Regions from separate parts of the Mus musculus genome. Here region 2 is linked to region 1. A link is a loop called in an ENCODE intact Hi-C map of the cell type or tissue named here. Cell type or tissue: gastrocnemius. All regions are shown on one strand. Links, peaks and the distances in the headings refer to the core of each region. The heading gives the core; the rest is flanking DNA.

Region 1 (8,337 bases), core at 179-8,178:
GACATGATTTTTTTTTTTTTTAAGTTTTTCAAGACAGGGTTTCTCTGTGTAGCCCTGGCTGTCCTAAAACTAGCTCACTCTGTAGACCAGGCTGGCCTCAAACTCAGAAATCCACCTGCCTCTGCCTCCCAATGCTGGGATTGAAGGCGTGCACCACCACTGCTGGCCAGAGGCTACATCTTGTAAGAGGTAGGGGCCTTGAGGGACACGCCTGCCTGCGTGCTTTGTTTTGAAAGTCTTCAAGTAAAGGAAGGTGGTTGCCATGGCCTTGTAAATCTAAGCATTTTGGGCATTGGCCAGGACTCTGGGATTTTTTATCCTCCATGTATCTAGTCTATGTAGTGCTCCGTGACAAGCTATGGTCATGGGAACCCTTGGCCACACTGCCTTAAGATGGAATGGCTTCCACAGCAGCTCTGAGGATGGAATACAGGAGCTTAAGACCTATACTGCTGGAGCCAAACTGCCTGGGTTGGAAGCCAAGCTCTGACCACAAGTGGGTGGATGATCCAGCTACTGTGAGGGCAGCCTTTATTTATAAACGTACAGGACCGTATGGGCCAGGCCTGGTGGGACTTGCCTTTAATCCCAAAGCTTGGCAGACAGAAGCAGATGAATCTCTGTGAGTCTTGAGGCCAGCTCGGTCTACATAATGCATTCCAGGCTAGCCAGGGCTACACAGTTAAGCCCCTGACTCAAGGGGGACGCTGTTGGTACCTGAAGAGCACATGGCGAGCTTTAGATGCTCTTTCTCTTTCAGGTGAAGTGGGTGGCAACAACTCTTGACATACCTGAGTTTTTTCTAAACAAATGTGTGTGTCTTGATTACTGTCAGGAAAACCTCTCTTTCGTCTTTCGAATCCTTGCTGTGGGTATCCAGGTGGGTAGAGGTGACTTTACCTTTTGGAAACAAATGTATGCCTCATGCACCAGGACAAGGAGTTTGCTCCCAGGTCTTCCTGCTTAGGGACATCTTCACAGGCCACACCCACAGTGTAGTCCAAATGCTCAGCCACCTCCACTTCCCAGTAATGGCGCCCTCGGACCGGAATCAGATTCCCCATGACAGCAACACACCTGGGTTTAGAAAGGGTAGAAGCACAGGCTGGGCTGGGCTGGGCTGGGCTGGGCTGGGCTGGGCTGGGCTGGGCTGGGCTGGGCTGGGCTGGGCTGGGCTGGGCTGGGCTGGGGTGTTAGAGTTCTTGTGTAGCATGCATAAGACTCTGGGCTCTATCAAAAGGTGGGGACATGCTTCACGGTGGTGCTCCAAGCATAGCTGATGCTGAAGATTGGAAGATTGCATCGCCTGGTATGAAACATGGAATGAAGTAACAGTAAAACCTACAGAACAGGTTCTGTTGTGTCTTTAAAATGGCTAAGGCATTTCTGGTACTGAAGGTAGATACACTGTAAGATGGGAAGGACTGAGCACCTAAGCACCACAGTCAAGGCACCATATGCTTGAAGTTCGTCACTGGCCAGAAGGATCTCTGAGGTACCATTTATGCTAGGGGTGACAAGACTCCAGAGGTTGGGCTGGTGCAAAACATGTTTGCTGGACAAGCCTGGCAACCTGAGTCGCACCCCGAGATCCCACGGGAAGTGTTAGGAGAGAGTCCCCCACACCACCCCACCACCGACATGCCACAGCACATGTGTGTCTGTGCACACATGCACAGCACACATAGTAATAGTGAGAATGATAGGAAACATTTTTGGGGGAAAAAAATCCAGAGGGTGACTCAAAAGCATGATAGCACATTCCTTCCCTGTCATCAACACCAACCCCGAGCCCTCCTCTGGGAACCACCGCTGGTGGCTCAGGTATTTCCATGGAGGAAGGTTTCTCTTGCAAGTTGGATCACACCAGAACCTCCAAAGTGAACATCCAGTTCATGATTCCTGTGCTAGCTACGAGGAACCCACTGCTGGGGTGGTGGCCACTTCCACATAAATGTAGGTAAACAGCAAGTGGGGCCTCACATTCACATAGGAAACTTCCACATGAAGGCCAAACTGAAGCCTGCCTGAGAGCCTAGAGACTGATGATGCAGACAGTGACAGCCAATTGGGAAATGCCACTTGCAATACATGCTTGCTTGGAACTAATGGATGCAGGTGGAGGGTATAAAGGCACCTTTCCTCTCCAAGCTGCCCTTGGTTGTGGTGACCACAATGGAAAGCACACTAGGTGAGGCTCCAAGGATGCCTGTGTTCCTCTGCCTCCTCTTTTGTAGGCATGTCTGACGAGTACCTGCTTGAAGAGTCCAAGGGGAGGGCAGGGACAATACCTCCCCCTCCACCCTTGTACACAGCACAGCCATTTCAGATCCACTAAAACTGGAGATTAAAATGGGGCTAACTCAGCTGGACCTCCTCCCAGAGCCAAGACAATGGCTCTTAAATTCTCCCATGTCTCAAGAAGCAGAATGCAAAAAATAAAGATGATCAAAAAGCATTTTCCATAGTCAGGTGTGCTGGCAAGCCACCCATCATCCCCGGGTTTAGGAAACAGGCATGAAGATGGGACATTCCGGCTCACCCATAGCTACATGAGACTCTTAAACTAAAACCCCACTTATGCTAGACTCGCTTGAGAGCACCTGCACCTCCTTAAATACATACAACTGTTCTGTTCTTAATCCTCCACCTGCCTCTCCACCCACGCTTAATCTACAGAAAAGCATTAACCTAACACTGACTTAATCTGAAATTGTCTGTGATTGATTACAGGACTTCACCTAAGTAAAGGCCTTCGTGGGCTGGGATAGCTGGCAGCATAAGGGCTGTGTCTCCAGCTGCCGCCCACGACAGGAAAGCCACTTTCTTCATCAGCAGATCCTCTGAACTCTTAGCTTCCCCCTGACTCCTGGGAAGTAGAGAGGCTATGTTTACTGTTTTAAGCGTGGAAATTGATTCAGCCTTGGGAGTTAATCTGTCCCTTTCCTTTTGTTGCTTTTGTTTTTCTCTCTATTATACAGTAGCCCTTATTTTAAGCCTCTTATAACTCCTTGAAAAAAGATGAAAAATATAAGTTAATATCTCAGCATAATGTACTGAGCTCTGGAAGGAGCTAGCAAGCTCGACAGAGAGACAGCCCGAATGGTAACCTGCCCTCTGGTCTTGTGTAAGTGCAAAGACAGTTTTCCGTGCCACTTTTCGATCTGGAATACCTATCCTGCCTGCTGCTTTGGTGATGTGATCGTTGGTGTGAGGGTGATGGGGCGAGCAAACAACTAGCCGTGAGGAACCATGAGAACTGGTGCTCAGTTTCCTGGAGGGCAGAATGGCAAACATCTTTGAGCTGGAGTTATTTCTTCCAGTTACACCAGAAACTAAGTAGCCAGGATGTTTGCCCAACTGTCACACATGTGGGCTAACAAAATATCTGAATCAGTAGAGCAGCTGGTTTTGAATCGTCTAAACAGAGATCTGGTCCACCATGATGTGGGAGGGGAAGGGTCACCTTTCCCTCAGAAACTTGCCGCCTGCCTCATAAATATTCATATAACTCATTAAGAAGCTTCAAAAGAATCCACTGTGCTGGGGCCATTCCCTCCAGCTCTGCAGCCAGGCCCTGTTTTCACAAATGAACTTCTGCCAGCACTGTGTCTCTTGACCAAATTCTCTCCTTGGAGAAGACAAGACTTAAGGCAGTGGTTCTCAGCCTTCCTAATACTGTGACCCTTTAATACAGTTCCTCATGTTGTGGTGACCCTCAACCATAAACATTTTTGTTACTACTTCATAACTAAAATTTTGCTACTGTTATGAATCATAACATGTGTTTTGTGATGGTCTTAGGTGACTCCTGTGGAAGGGTTATTTGACTGCCAAAGGTCTCAACTCATAGACTGAGAACCACTGGACTAAGGGGGAAATGTCACAGCAACAGGAGAAAGTGCTCACTCAGTGCCTGGTGTCTATCCCTGTGTTATGTGACCTGATAGTCTGGCTATATCCCATAGTGCCCACAGCCTGGGACTTCCCTGGGCAGAGGCCACCACAGTCTTCTCCTCTTCTGGGCATTAGCTACGTTTCCCAAATGCTCCATGGGGGTCAGGGAGAGGCAGTCAGATACCTGGTAAATTGCGTCTTGCTCGGCGGCAGCTCCTTTCTGAAACTTTTCTTCTCACTTCGAACTACCGTAAACCCATCTTCAGAAATGGTCAGCCAGGGATGGCAGGTGTCTTTGTTCAATTGGAAGTAGCTTCCTGTGGGGAGAGGGAACATCGAGAAACCCCAACCTGTTATTGCAGGACTTTCCCTGCATGGTCTAAGAGTATTACCCAAGCATGTGGCTTCTTCCCCATGGATGCACAGAACCCCTGCCCCTGGCAGAGTCATGACCAACCTGTGAATAGGGTGGCCACTATTGCGGGTGGGGGCAGGACTTGTACAATTAGTGCCATGCAATCTGTATATCTTCTCTCCCTTAGCCCTTATGACTGTACCTAGATAGGGATGGTACTGTCCCCATTTTGTAGATGAGGAAACTGAGGCTCAGGTGGTTAAGAAGTAGATGATAGAAGTCAGACTGAGCAACTCACCTCTCTGATCCCAGACACCAGGTTTTTAATTTGCAGGCTCTGAGTGTTTGGACCTGAGTAAGAATTTCTAACCTTGCCAAGGAAAAACCATATTGAGGGGATTTGCTTTTTGTTATTGCTCTTTAAACAGGGTCTCATACTGCAACCACTTTGTCCCATAAGCAGCCCTTAAACTTGTAACAATTCTCCTGCCTCAGCCTCTGAAAGAGGCTCTGAACAGAGCTGGCTATGCCTTTGTTTTCTGCTCTCAGTGTTGTTCAGTTTGTTTTTCAGAGCAAGCAGCTTTAATTTCAAAACACCCAGCTTGCTCTTCCCATCTGTGAGGCTGGAATATGAATGTGCCAGTCACAGACCTAACCTCCTGCCAATGGGAACAGGGACAGAGGCTCAGAGTGTTTCAGTGAAAGAGCTCAGGAAGGGACATTTGTTCCCAAACACTGGCTGGCCTCTCTGCTTCTGCCGCTCACCTGGAGGCCACCCACTCAGCTGGCTTGAACTGGATTGCTCTGGGAGATTTTTAGCAGAGCATTGCAGGGGATGGGTCAGCTGGGCTGGGCTTGGCAATGGATGTTTCTAATGAGGTCTCTGCTTACTTAGGACTTGGACCTGGGACATGCCAGTTCTCTGACATAGTGAAGGCACATGGGACGGGATGTCAGCACCCAGGATGGTCAGACAGAGCATGGAAGTCGGGAGGAGGTTGAACAGTGGAGACTCAGTTGGCTTCTAACAGGGGAGGGGCTCCTTCTTACAGAAGGAGCAGGAGCCTGGCTATTTGGAGTTCTTGGGAATGTGGTAAAACCGTCTTCCAAAGCAGGTGTTCTGGCTCACACCTGTAATGCCCAGCACTGGAGAGGCTGAGGCAGAAGGATCACCTTGAGCTCCAGGTCAGCTTGACTACATATTAAATTCGAGACCAGCCTGAGACACAAAGCAAAATCCCATCTCAAAAAACAAAGCCAAACAACCCATGAAGTAAGAAATACACAGGCTGCTGGGCAGTGGTGGCACACGCCTTTAATCCCAGCAACTTGGGAGGCAGAGGCAGGTCGATTTCTGAGTTCGAGGTCAGCCTGGTCTACAAAGTGAGTTCCAGGACAGCCAGGGCTACACAGAGAAACCCTGTCTCAAAAAACAAACAAACAAACAACAACAACAACAACAAAAACAGGCCACCCAGATCCAGTGGGATAGCCTCTGGTACTTGAGGGACATGGAGAGCTAATTTTGAGTCCCAAGAGTGTGGCTGGCTTACAGACCTGTGGTGTGCACTGTAGCAGGCTCACTTCTGGCACTGGTGCCTCCCACGTTGAGGGCTCGCACATAGATGGTATAGCTGTGTCTAGGCTGCAGCTGTATCAGGGATTCACAGGTTGGGATGCCTACGACAGATCTATGCACAGAAGAAGCAGAGCAACTGTGAGCAGGAGCCCAGGCATCAGCCACCCTTTTTACACCCACTGTCCTCTGACCCACAGCAACTCAGCCAAGACGCTCAGATCCCTGGGCAGGTCGCCCACAGCTCACAGCTTGCTTGCCAGTCTGTGTCTGGCTGGCTCCCTTCCGAGCTCCTCAGCCAGGTTCCCCAAGCACCCAACACTGTGCTCAATGTGACTACTGGAGCAACTGTCACAGAGAATGATCCAGATCATTTCAGTTGGACTGTACGGGAATACAAGCTCATTACACCATCTGGATTTCTGTGGCTGTCAACCCCATTTCCATTCAACTGAAATGGACAACCAAAGTCTTCAGGATGGTGCCCATGTACAGACATGAGAACAGGATGTCATCTTGGAGGCTGCAGCTCTGGGCCAGAGAGACACTTCTGCTTGTTCACTTCAGTAGATTAACCAAGCTCCTTCCATCCCAGATGCTATACACCCTGGGAAACCCGATATAATCCCTATTCCCAGGGAACCTGCGGTCTGTGCGGGAAGAGAGGCAAGCTGAGGTCTGAAGCGGGACGAGCCTTTCCTTCAGTGATGGGACACGTGATTCAGTTTGTTCTATGAGAGTAAACAGCACCTCAGATCACCCAAGCTGCTAACCTGTCTTCCGAGGGCTCCAGCATTATGGATTGGCCCAATCCCAGGTTATTATAAACAGCAAAGGAAACCTGAGTTGCTAGGGTGGTCCGAATCACTGGACCCCTCCCCAGACTTCTATCTCCAGCTTTGCTGTGGCTATAGGCACACAGATCTCGGCAAGAACAGATACATAGAATACATGATAGGCTCTAAGGCTCTCAACCAGACCCGGCCAGCAGGGATAAGTCTCTGTGGATTGAAGGAAAATGCCAATGATCTATGTGGGATAACCAGGGGACTCTGAACGTCTGAGCTCAAGTAGTGCAAACAAAGCACGTCTCGTTCTTATTAAGCAAACAAAACATGAGGTGACGTTTGCAGTTAGCTTAAGCAGATGCAAGTGTAGCGAGCGAGGGAGATGCTATGTTTTATCATCCTTGGGCATATAAGAAGAGCCAACAATATTTCTCCTAGGCCTTTGCCATTCCCACAGAGATAATATGGACATGCCAGGGCTTCCTCTCCATGTCTCTGCATCCAAGTACATTCGCTCACCATAGTTAACGCGATTCTTTGTAGAAGGTCCCCTGTGGGAAGAGCATTCTGCACTCTGTCCCATCCAGAGTCCACAGTAAGTTCACAGCGTTCCTTCTTCACAGGCTCCTGGTTGGCTTACATCAGCCTCTCTAACGGCCTCAAAGGCCTTTTCCATTCTCATGACCCAGCTCAGTGCCTTCCCGCAGTCCCCAGCAGAGCTACCCTGGACTCCCGGAGTCCTTGACCTGTAAGCTTCAGGTCTGACTGCCTGGCTCTAAGCCTGAGCAGCCACGCTTCCTCTTGTGGTGCTATGTGGTAGACTCCTGGGACCTATAGGCCCTGGTGGCCACCACGTCCAATTCCTCACAGACTTGTGAAGGCCTCTCACTCTCAGACTGGTGGAGAAGGCTCCAGGCAGTATTCTGTATGCTTTGTACACTGTACATCGAGTCTCCTTTGTCATTCCTGGACCCTTCATCTGTAATGCCCTAATTTTAATCACATTAGCTCCAGTTCCTGCAGAGTATCCAGCCCACTCCTGTCCCCAAGGCCATGCCCAGGAAGCTTTTCCCCTCTCCCCAGAACATATATCTGACTCACTCTTGCCCTGCTCAGGCTTAGTCCTCCCACCCTGGTCTTAGATTAAACAGCTATCACAAAACAGGCCCTGCCCCACTCCCTTTCTCTGCATTACGTTCCTCCCTGAGTTGTGTGTTCTGTGTAGTGTATTGGTTTGCCTGTGCTTATTCTCCTCCCTGCATTATGAGCTCTGTATGGCAACAAATGTTATCTGCCTACTTCTCTAATACCAGAAGGCTCTCAGTGATTGATTCTTGGTACATGAATGGAAAGGAATTTTTTTTTTTAGATTTATTTATTATTATATTTAAGTACACTGTAGCTGTCTTCAGATGCACCAGAAGAGGGTGTCAGATCTCATTATGGATGGTTGTGAGCCACCATGTGGTTGCTGGGAATTGAACTCAGGACCTTCGGAAGAACAGTCAGTGCTCTTAATCACTGAGCCATCTCTCCAGCCCGGAATTTTTTTTTTTTTTTTTTTAGGCAGGGTCTCAGACCCATACTGGGCTTGCATTTGCTATAAAGACAAGGATGATCTTGAATTCCCAACCCTCCTGCCTCCACCTCCCAAGTGCTAGAATTATAGACAGGCACCACCATGCCTGGATTGTTTTGGCTTTACTGTTGTTTTTATTCCT
Region 2 (8,337 bases), core at 53-8,052, 200 kb after region 1:
CTCAGCTTCTTTCCTGTTTTTTAAAACATTCATTCATTCATTCATTCATTTATCTATAATAAATTTACCATTTGACCCAGAATTTCCAAGTTTAGGTATAAGCCCATAAACTTTAATAGTAAGGACTCAAATGGTTACCTGTGTCTACATAACCTGCAGAGACAGCCCAAGTTAAGTAAAACATAGAAACATAGCATAAGCCCACAATGAAATGTTATTTAACTTTTAAAAAGGAAAGGTGTGCTGATACATGCTACAGTGTGAATGATTCTTAAAGAAATCATGTTGACATGAACTAAGACAGTCACCAAAAGGAAACTAAAAAATGAGTCCACTTAATAGAGATGCCAAGGATGGTCAGATTCATAGGAAGAGAAAACAGAATTCTGGTTGTAAAAGGTTAGGGAAAAAGGGAGATGGGAAGTTAGTGTTCCACTGGCACAGAGTTTCAATTCAGGAAGAAAGTAAAAAAGTTCTGAAAATGATGGTTGTACAATGTGAAATGTTTAATGTCACTGAACTGCGTGTAAGAATAGCTAAGGAGTTCAATTTTATGTATTATATTGCAAAGATGAATTCCTGAAACTCTATGGTAGCCTGCCTAAGACCTGCGCAAGATCAGGCCAATCAACATGACCAAGCACGAAGTTCATGACCTCATCTCAACTGAGGAGCTGTGGACAGCTGATGCCTTCTAGAGGAGGGAGAGTCAATGTCCTTTAAGAGGATTATCCAGGGGGCTGGTGAGATGACTCAGCAGTTAAGAGCACTGACTGCTCTTCCGGAGGTCCTGAGATCAAATCCCAGCAACCACATGGTGGCTCACAACCATCCATAATGAGATCTGAAGACAGCTACAGTGTACTTACATATAATAAGTAAAATAAAATAAAATTAAGTTTAAAAAAGAGGATTATCCAATGTTTTTGTGGATTGGCCACACTCCAGTCAACAGCCCCACCCCAGGAGTGTATGGGTGGCACCAGTTAGAGCCCATGAACATAAAGTGGGGACTCCGCTGGCTGGTGGATCTGGGACACATGCAGGAGGGAGCTGAGGTAGGAATGATTACAATACATTGTATGAAAATTTCAAATTCATAAAAATACTAAAACAGAATAAAACAAAGAGAGGTCTTTTAAAGATAAACAGAATATCTCTTAACAACCAGAAATGACCTGGTGGATCATTTTCATAGGATTTTCTATTTTACAATTTTGCTTTTTAAAAAAACCTAAAAACAAAACATATGGTAATTTAAATTCCATTGGGCAAGGAAATGGCTGCTTGTTGGTGGCAGGAGGCAGGGTAATGTAAGGGAAATGTGACAAGCCATTCTGGAATTTTCTGTTTAGCATGCCTTGTAAGAGGAATGAAAATGAACCTGGTTCCTACCCCACACAAAAATGATGACAGTCCTGAAAATATGGAGACAAGAAAACGAGTGAGCCCTCACTGTGCGTGACAACGGCTGGTTAAAGTCAGACGGACTTGGCAGAGAGGTGGTGGGGTTTTGGTTTCCTCGTAGAGGCCCCACGAAGGGGTAGCTAGAGCTCCTAAATTGAAATTGTGTTTACAGGAAAATCAGAGCTTCAGTCAGATGAGCCGCACCTCAGGGTAAATGAAGCTGCCATTTTCCACGTGGACTTCAAAGAGAATCTATTTTCAAGTTAACTGGTAATTTTGTGCCACTTTGTTAACATCAACCTGCTTGGATAATTACATCTGACGATTAAAAAAACTCCTTACCAAGCACCATTTGCTTGGAATTTATTGATCCATTTAGTATATTAGAAAGTCCTTGCTATAAGAAGGTTTGCTTTCAGAGGCAGATTATGAATTCAAGCAATCTTCAAAACAATTTGTAGAAAGAATTTATAATTCTTTATACAAGTTACAATAAGGACATCTTTCAGAAAGCTGTGCTCAGAATGGGAGTCTATATTCCTGAAAAAGATGCAGTTCTTGAATTAGAGGAAAATGCTACAAAGAGCCTCAGTAGCTGTGAGTGTTGTGATGTCCAAAGTGGTGTACTTACAGGGCTGGGCGAGCCTGTAATGCGTCTGACAGCAGCGGGAGATGGAGAGCCACCGGTGCAGAACCCGAGCAAAACACAGTTAGTCTGCGCCTCAGTCTGATCATCAGAAAACAACTGGCATCGTAGAGATGCTAACCACAATTCCAATGTCCACAAAGCCAAAATTCATGCATTCCCCCAAACAAACATCACACTATTGAAAGAGTCATCGCTTAATTACCTGAGTTCCTGGAGCTCAGGAAAAATCCACTGAAGTGAGGCAGCGAATCTAGCAGTGAGATCCCAACGCCGCCGCTAATCCCCCTCCGAAAGAAACGAAAAGGCTGTGTGTCACCAAAGCCATGATCTGTAATAGTGCTTTAGATGAATTCAGAAATGCAAAAGTTGATTCATATACGGCTGAGATAGCCTAGGTTAATGAAAATAACTCTGAAAGAAAGCATCTAATGTCAGAGGAAGAATTTCTAAGTCTTTTAATGCAACAAACTCCTTGTTTGTCCTTGTCAAAGGACGTAGCTATAAACCAGAAGCTCTGAGACAGTCTCTACCCAGAAGCTGGCAGGATGCTGAACCTTTCTTTGATCTATGGTGATCATTTACCTGGGGTCTTGGTTTGTTAGTTGGCATGTGTGTTTCTGATTTGGGAAGGGTGGGGGAGCAACAGGGTCTTATGTAGCTCAGGCTGGCCTCAAATTCACTCGATGGCAAAGGATGACTGGAACTTCTGACCCTCTTGCCTCCACTCTCCAACTTTTGGGATTATAGGCATGTGCCATAATGTCTGGCTAAAACTATGTTTACCTTTCTTGTTTATGTGCCAGAAAATAACCAACCAGTTATAGGTGGTGTCTCATCCATTGATGCTATGGTACCGATCATAATCATGACATATGTTGCAACAAACACGGCTGATTAAACCTGATAGTGAACATGCTGACGCCACCTAGAGCTTACTGCTGTCTAAAAGTTACAGCAGCACTAAGTGACGAAATGTTGATAAAGACATACTTGTCTAGCCTGCAATATGAGTCAAAATGGTTTCTGGGGCTCTTAAACAGAATCTAAAAGCTTTAACCAGAAACATTTGGTAGCATACTCTGTCACAAATATGAGACTCTGCAAAAAATCTAGTGCTATTTTTTATAGTACACACGTCAGACATACAAACTTCAGGGTTTTTAAAGACAATAACAAAAGCCAGCCTTCTCTTTACAACTAGAAGCAATTTTATTTGGCCTGCGGGGTTTAAACTCAGTCCTCCAGTTGAGTGGAACAGCGATTGACTATTTCAATCACTAACACATATAACAATGTCAAGAGAATGTGTCAGGCGTGGGCTCCCTCTCCTGGTTTGGGCCTGGTTAGGCCAGTCATTGGTTGGCCACTCCCACAAGCTCTGAGTCACCAATGCCTTAGCACAACTTGCAGGCAAGACAGGTTTTGGGTTGAAGGTTTTGTATGGGTTGAAGTGGTATGTCCCAGTCCCACCACTGGAATCCTTGCCTGGTTACAGAAGATGACCGCTTCAGGCTCCATGTTCTCCATTACTGTAAGGCCTCACTAGGGTCACCCTCAGAGGTTCCAGGGAGTTTCCTCTGCACTAGGTTTCCACATGACCCTCTAAGTGCCTCCCCATTCCAGGCTTCTCTCCCAGCTCTCTCTCTCCATCCCTCCCTTCCCAATCGGGTATCTGCTGTTCCTCCCCCCCCCCCCCCCCGTGCCACTGGAAAAAGTCTATCTCTGTGTCGCGTGAGATGCATGTGTCCCCTTAGAGCCCTTCTTGTTACTTAGCCTCTGGATCTGTGGGCTGCAGCATGATTCTCCTTCACTTAGCAGCTAATATCCACTTATAAGTGAGCAGAGCCCGTGTTGGTCTTTCTGGGTCTGGGTAGTCTCCCTCAGGATGACTTTTTCTAGTTCCATCCATTTGCCCGAAAAGTTCACAACGTAAGTTTTCTAATAGCTAAATAGTACTCCACTGTGTAAATGCACCCCGTTTTCTTTATCCATTCTTCAGTTGAGGGACATGTGGGTTGCTTCCAGTTTCTGGCTATTATGAATAAGGCTGCTATGAACATAGTTGAACAAGTGTCCTTAGGGCATGGTATCCTTTGGGTATATGTCCAGGAGTGGTTGGTATAGCTGGGTCTTGGGGTGGATGGATTCCCAACTTTCTGAGAAACTGTTATATTGATTCCCATAATGGCTAATAAAGTTTGCACTCCCACCAGCAATGGAGGGGTGTTCCCCTTGCTCCACATCCTCACCAACATAACCTGTTAATTTGTATTATTGATCGTTGCTATTCTGTCAGGTATAAGATGGAATCGCAAATTTGAAAGCTTCTTGATCCAATAAAATTCATCATATAATATAAAAGGAATTTTTAGTCATTTAAGAAAAAAGTTATATTGCCGACATTTTCTAGTACTTGTGGATTTTTTGTCTTCTCAACATATATGTTTCATAAATCTCAATATTGGTACTTTGGAGTGAATGTATGAGTTCATTCACTTATAGTAGTAGCATAATATAGATAATGACACTGTATAAATTTCTTTTATAAATTAGGATTTCCTATATGCTACTATACTAGCTGGGTTTTGTCAACTCCCATACAGATTTAGACACATCTGGGAAGAGGGAAGCATAATTGAGAAAATGCTTCCATTTTCTTGACTAATGACTGATGTTGAAGGGCCCTACCTACTATGGGTGGTGCCATTCCTAGGCAGATAGGACTAATGGTATAAGAAAGCAAGCTGAGAGCAAGCCATGACGAGGCACTTCTCATGGCCTTAGCTTCAGTTCCTGCCTCCAGCTTCCAGCCCAGACTTCCCTGGATGACGGATTATAACTGTAAACTGAAAGAAACCCTTTCCTCACCAAGTTGCTTTGGTCATGGTGTTTATCATAGCAACAGAAACCCAAACTAAGACAGATATCATAATTATTCTAGTTTTTATAAGTTTCAAATTATTTATTATTTTAGAAAACTAAATAGAAAAGCTAACTGGTTAGATCCAGTTATATAAATTTGAGGCATATATTCTGAGATATGCCTTTATTGTATATGTTTCTAGGGTGAAACTGATATTTAAAAATATTTAAAATATTAAAAATATTTAAGACTGTTGATTTATATTATTATATTAAAAATAACCAGGACTGGAATTAGATTGTTCCTAATGGAAATGTTATGTAGAAAGAAAAACTACAAAAATATTCTAGACTTTCTGAATATCTCCTATCTTTGGCTTAAGAACACTTCTGAGGTAGATAAAATATAATTGAAAGCATCTTGGAATGTCTATCAGCTTTAAAGCTTTGGTTTTAGCTGTAAGACTTTGTTATAACAATATATACACTGCATGGATATTTGGAATGTCTTCTTCATAGTCCTTAGGTATCTGAATACTTCCTGAGGATGTCTTCTGGTAAGTTTGGCAACTTGACGTTTGTTACCAGGCTAACACTATGACATCACACGCACCTCCTTTGCTCTTCAAAGATAGCTAAGCTGCAAACAATGTAAGAAGGAAATACAAGTAGAACTAAATGCCCACTCCCGCCTTGCCTTGCAGAGATTATCCTGGGTTCCCATGTCTCCCAGGTTTCCTTTATTTTTAAGCTTCATTAATGTTACTAAAAATAGCAAGAAACCATGTAATAACAATGTGAAGATACATCCATGTTCCTGAATTTTTATTCCTGCAAAAGAAAAAAAACTAGAAAAATCGAGTATCTGCTGCTTATCAAGTGTAAATAAGACCAATCTTACAATAAAAATTAGGCAAATCATTATAGCAGGTTAAAAACGGTTTTGTTTTCAGAGAGGGTCTTGTTCTGCAGCCAAGGCTGGCCTCTAACTCACTTTATTGCCAAGCTGTTCTAGAACTTATGGCAATCCCCTGCCTCAGCCACCACCCCTAACACTGTACTGAGATTACAAGTAGAATGGTAGACTGTCTTAACTACATTTTTCCTGACATGGCAGCTAATCATATTCTCATTCTCTCTAGGAAATATTCTTTTTTTCATTAATTAATTAATTTACTTTGCATCCTGATCATGACTTCTTCTCTTCCTCTCCTCCCACTCCCTCCATCTCCCCTCCCCTCCCCCCATCATGGGAAGGACATAGAGCCTGTACACATATACGACAGATGTACAGCTAGGTCTTCATGTGGAGCTCCTAAGAACTGGAGCAGGGGCTGTCTCTGACTCTGTTACCTGCCATTGGATCCCTTTTCCCTAACTGGGCTGCCTTATCTAGCCTCAATTGGAAGTATTCTTATTACTGCTCTTTAAAAAATGACAGCATTGAGTTGACATTGTCTCTCCTGACACCAAAGGAAAACTAGTTGTAGTGTAATTTCCATTACTTCATTTTTTTCCAATTAATACTCACCAACAGACATAACTAACTAAAGTTTTACTTCAAGTATTTAATGATAGGGCTAGAGAGATAACTTCTGCTCTTGAAGAAGACTTAAGCTTGGCTCTCAGTACTCTTGTCAGATGGCTCCCCACCACCTTCAGCCCCAGCTGCAAGGGAAGCCAGCAAACTCTTCTGGCCTCCATGGATATCCATGTGCATGGGTACATACACTCAGATACATATAAATAAAAATAAAAGTATTTAATGCCATTAACTAAGACATTTGTCTTGTGTTAAATATGTTTGATTATGAAAAGTATTATTGTAAATTATTAAAAGATTATCAATTGTTGAGGCTGGTGAGATGGCTCAACAGTTAAGAGCACTGATTGTTCTTCTGGAGGTCATGAGTTCAAATCCCAGCAACCACAGGGTGGCTCACAACCATCTGTAATGAGAAACAAAAAAAAAAAGAACCTATGAGCCAGAGCGAGTGGGCTGAAGCAAGGGGGCAGAGCAAGGGAGAGTGAGAGGGGGAAGGGGGAAAAAAGACTGTCAGTTGTTTAAATATTGTTTTTAGATATTGTTTTTCACTTGCCATATCTTTTATTCCAAATACACTGACAAATTGGATATATTGTTTCTTAACCTACTTGTCTTAGTTACTTTATTATTGCTCTGACAAAACACCATGACCAAGGCAACTTACAAAAGTGTTTAATTGGGCTCATGGTACCAGAGGGTCAGAGTCCATGGTGGTGGGGCAAAGGTATGAAGGCATGAACAGCTGAGAGCTCATGTCTTGAACTGTAAACAGCAGGCAGAGAGGGCACGCTGGGAATGATATGGGATTGTGAAAGTTCAAAGCCTATCCTCAGCGACACACTTCCTGCAAGAAGGCCACACCTCCGAATCCTTCCCAAATAGTCCACCAATGAGGGACCAAGTATTTTAACATGAGCCTATATAGGCATTCTCATTCAAACCACTGCACTAAATTTTGATGAAATTTTAATAACCATCAAATCAATACTCCCAAAGCTAATGAAAACTATTTTCTGCTGGATAGTTTTAATTAATTTTCCCTAGAGTAGTAATTAAAGCTGATATAACAGACACATAAATTATTGACGTGAGGGTGGAGGAGTAGGATTGCTATGTCTGCACAGCTACAATTTAAAACAGTCTTCCAATTCCCCACTTCACTTATTTTATGTGTAGAGACATGCATTGGTGACAAGAGGTGTATAAATAATAATTTGGGATACTTACCTTTTAGAAAGGAGCATAAATATTCATACAGCAATGAATTTCCTAGTTTGAGGGCTGTTCAGTCGCCTGACTTCTAGATTAATCTGTATCATCAAAGTAAATTAAAGAAGGCTGCACGCTACATGCTTTCTGAAGTGTTTCTGTGTCAAATGGTTGATATTAAAATTTCATGATGTCGTGCAAGGTACACCCTCAAGACATGCCTAAGGAATGAAGAACGTTGGTCCTATTCCACAGATACTGGCTCTGTCATGTTCATTGCTGCTCTATTCATAATAGATAAGAAATGGAAACAGCCTATGTGTCCTTCAACTGATGAATGGATAATGAAAATGTGGCACATATAAAATCATGAAATCCTCATGTAGATAGATGGAACTAGGAAAGATCATATCGAGTGAGGTGACCCAGACCCAGGAAGACAAGTATCTCATGTTCTCTCTCATCTGAGATTCCTAGCTCCAAATCTTCAGGTGTGAGTACATAATCTTGAGTAATAGCAGAAACCAGGAAAGTGAAAAGAGGCCATTGTAGGGGTGGATAGAACAACAGAGAAGGTAATAGCAGGGGGCAAGTGCTCTGTAGTGAGGAATGGGGAAATGGAGGTGGGTACTTACAGAGAGGAGAGGGAAGTATTGAAGGAAGG

The links. Hi-C counts contacts between places; a loop is a spot of excess contacts. Peaks named below come from ENCODE experiments on the same cell type or tissue, not always from the same donor. Only the 100,000 strongest peaks of a DNase experiment are listed, where the experiment ranks them.
Region 2: it touches region 1 in a loop (2.1-fold over the local background); 4 of 42 quality-filtered maps call a loop at or near these places.

What each region holds. Positions count from the first base shown.
Region 1 is chr7:81,536,231-81,544,567 of GRCm38, forward strand. It overlaps Fsd2 (fibronectin type III and SPRY domain containing 2), which reads right to left. Exons shown (of 13, transcript NM_172904.2): 10 at 5,810-5,943; 11 at 4,082-4,214; 12 at 901-1,077. Among named protein-coding and RNA genes, the nearest start is that of Mir1839, 10 kb to the left of the region's middle. In gastrocnemius, for the core only: no CTCF peak of the experiment used is centred there; DNase peaks (open chromatin) are centred at 2,059, 3,576, 5,029 and 6,081; H3K4me3 peaks cover 273 bases; H3K27ac peaks cover 5,263 bases.
Region 2 is chr7:81,740,954-81,749,290 of GRCm38, forward strand. It overlaps the pseudogene Gm18806. Among named protein-coding and RNA genes, the nearest start is that of Gm42400, 14 kb to the left of the region's middle. In gastrocnemius, for the core only: a CTCF peak has its summit at 3,400 (motif pointing left); a DNase peak (open chromatin) is centred at 3,395.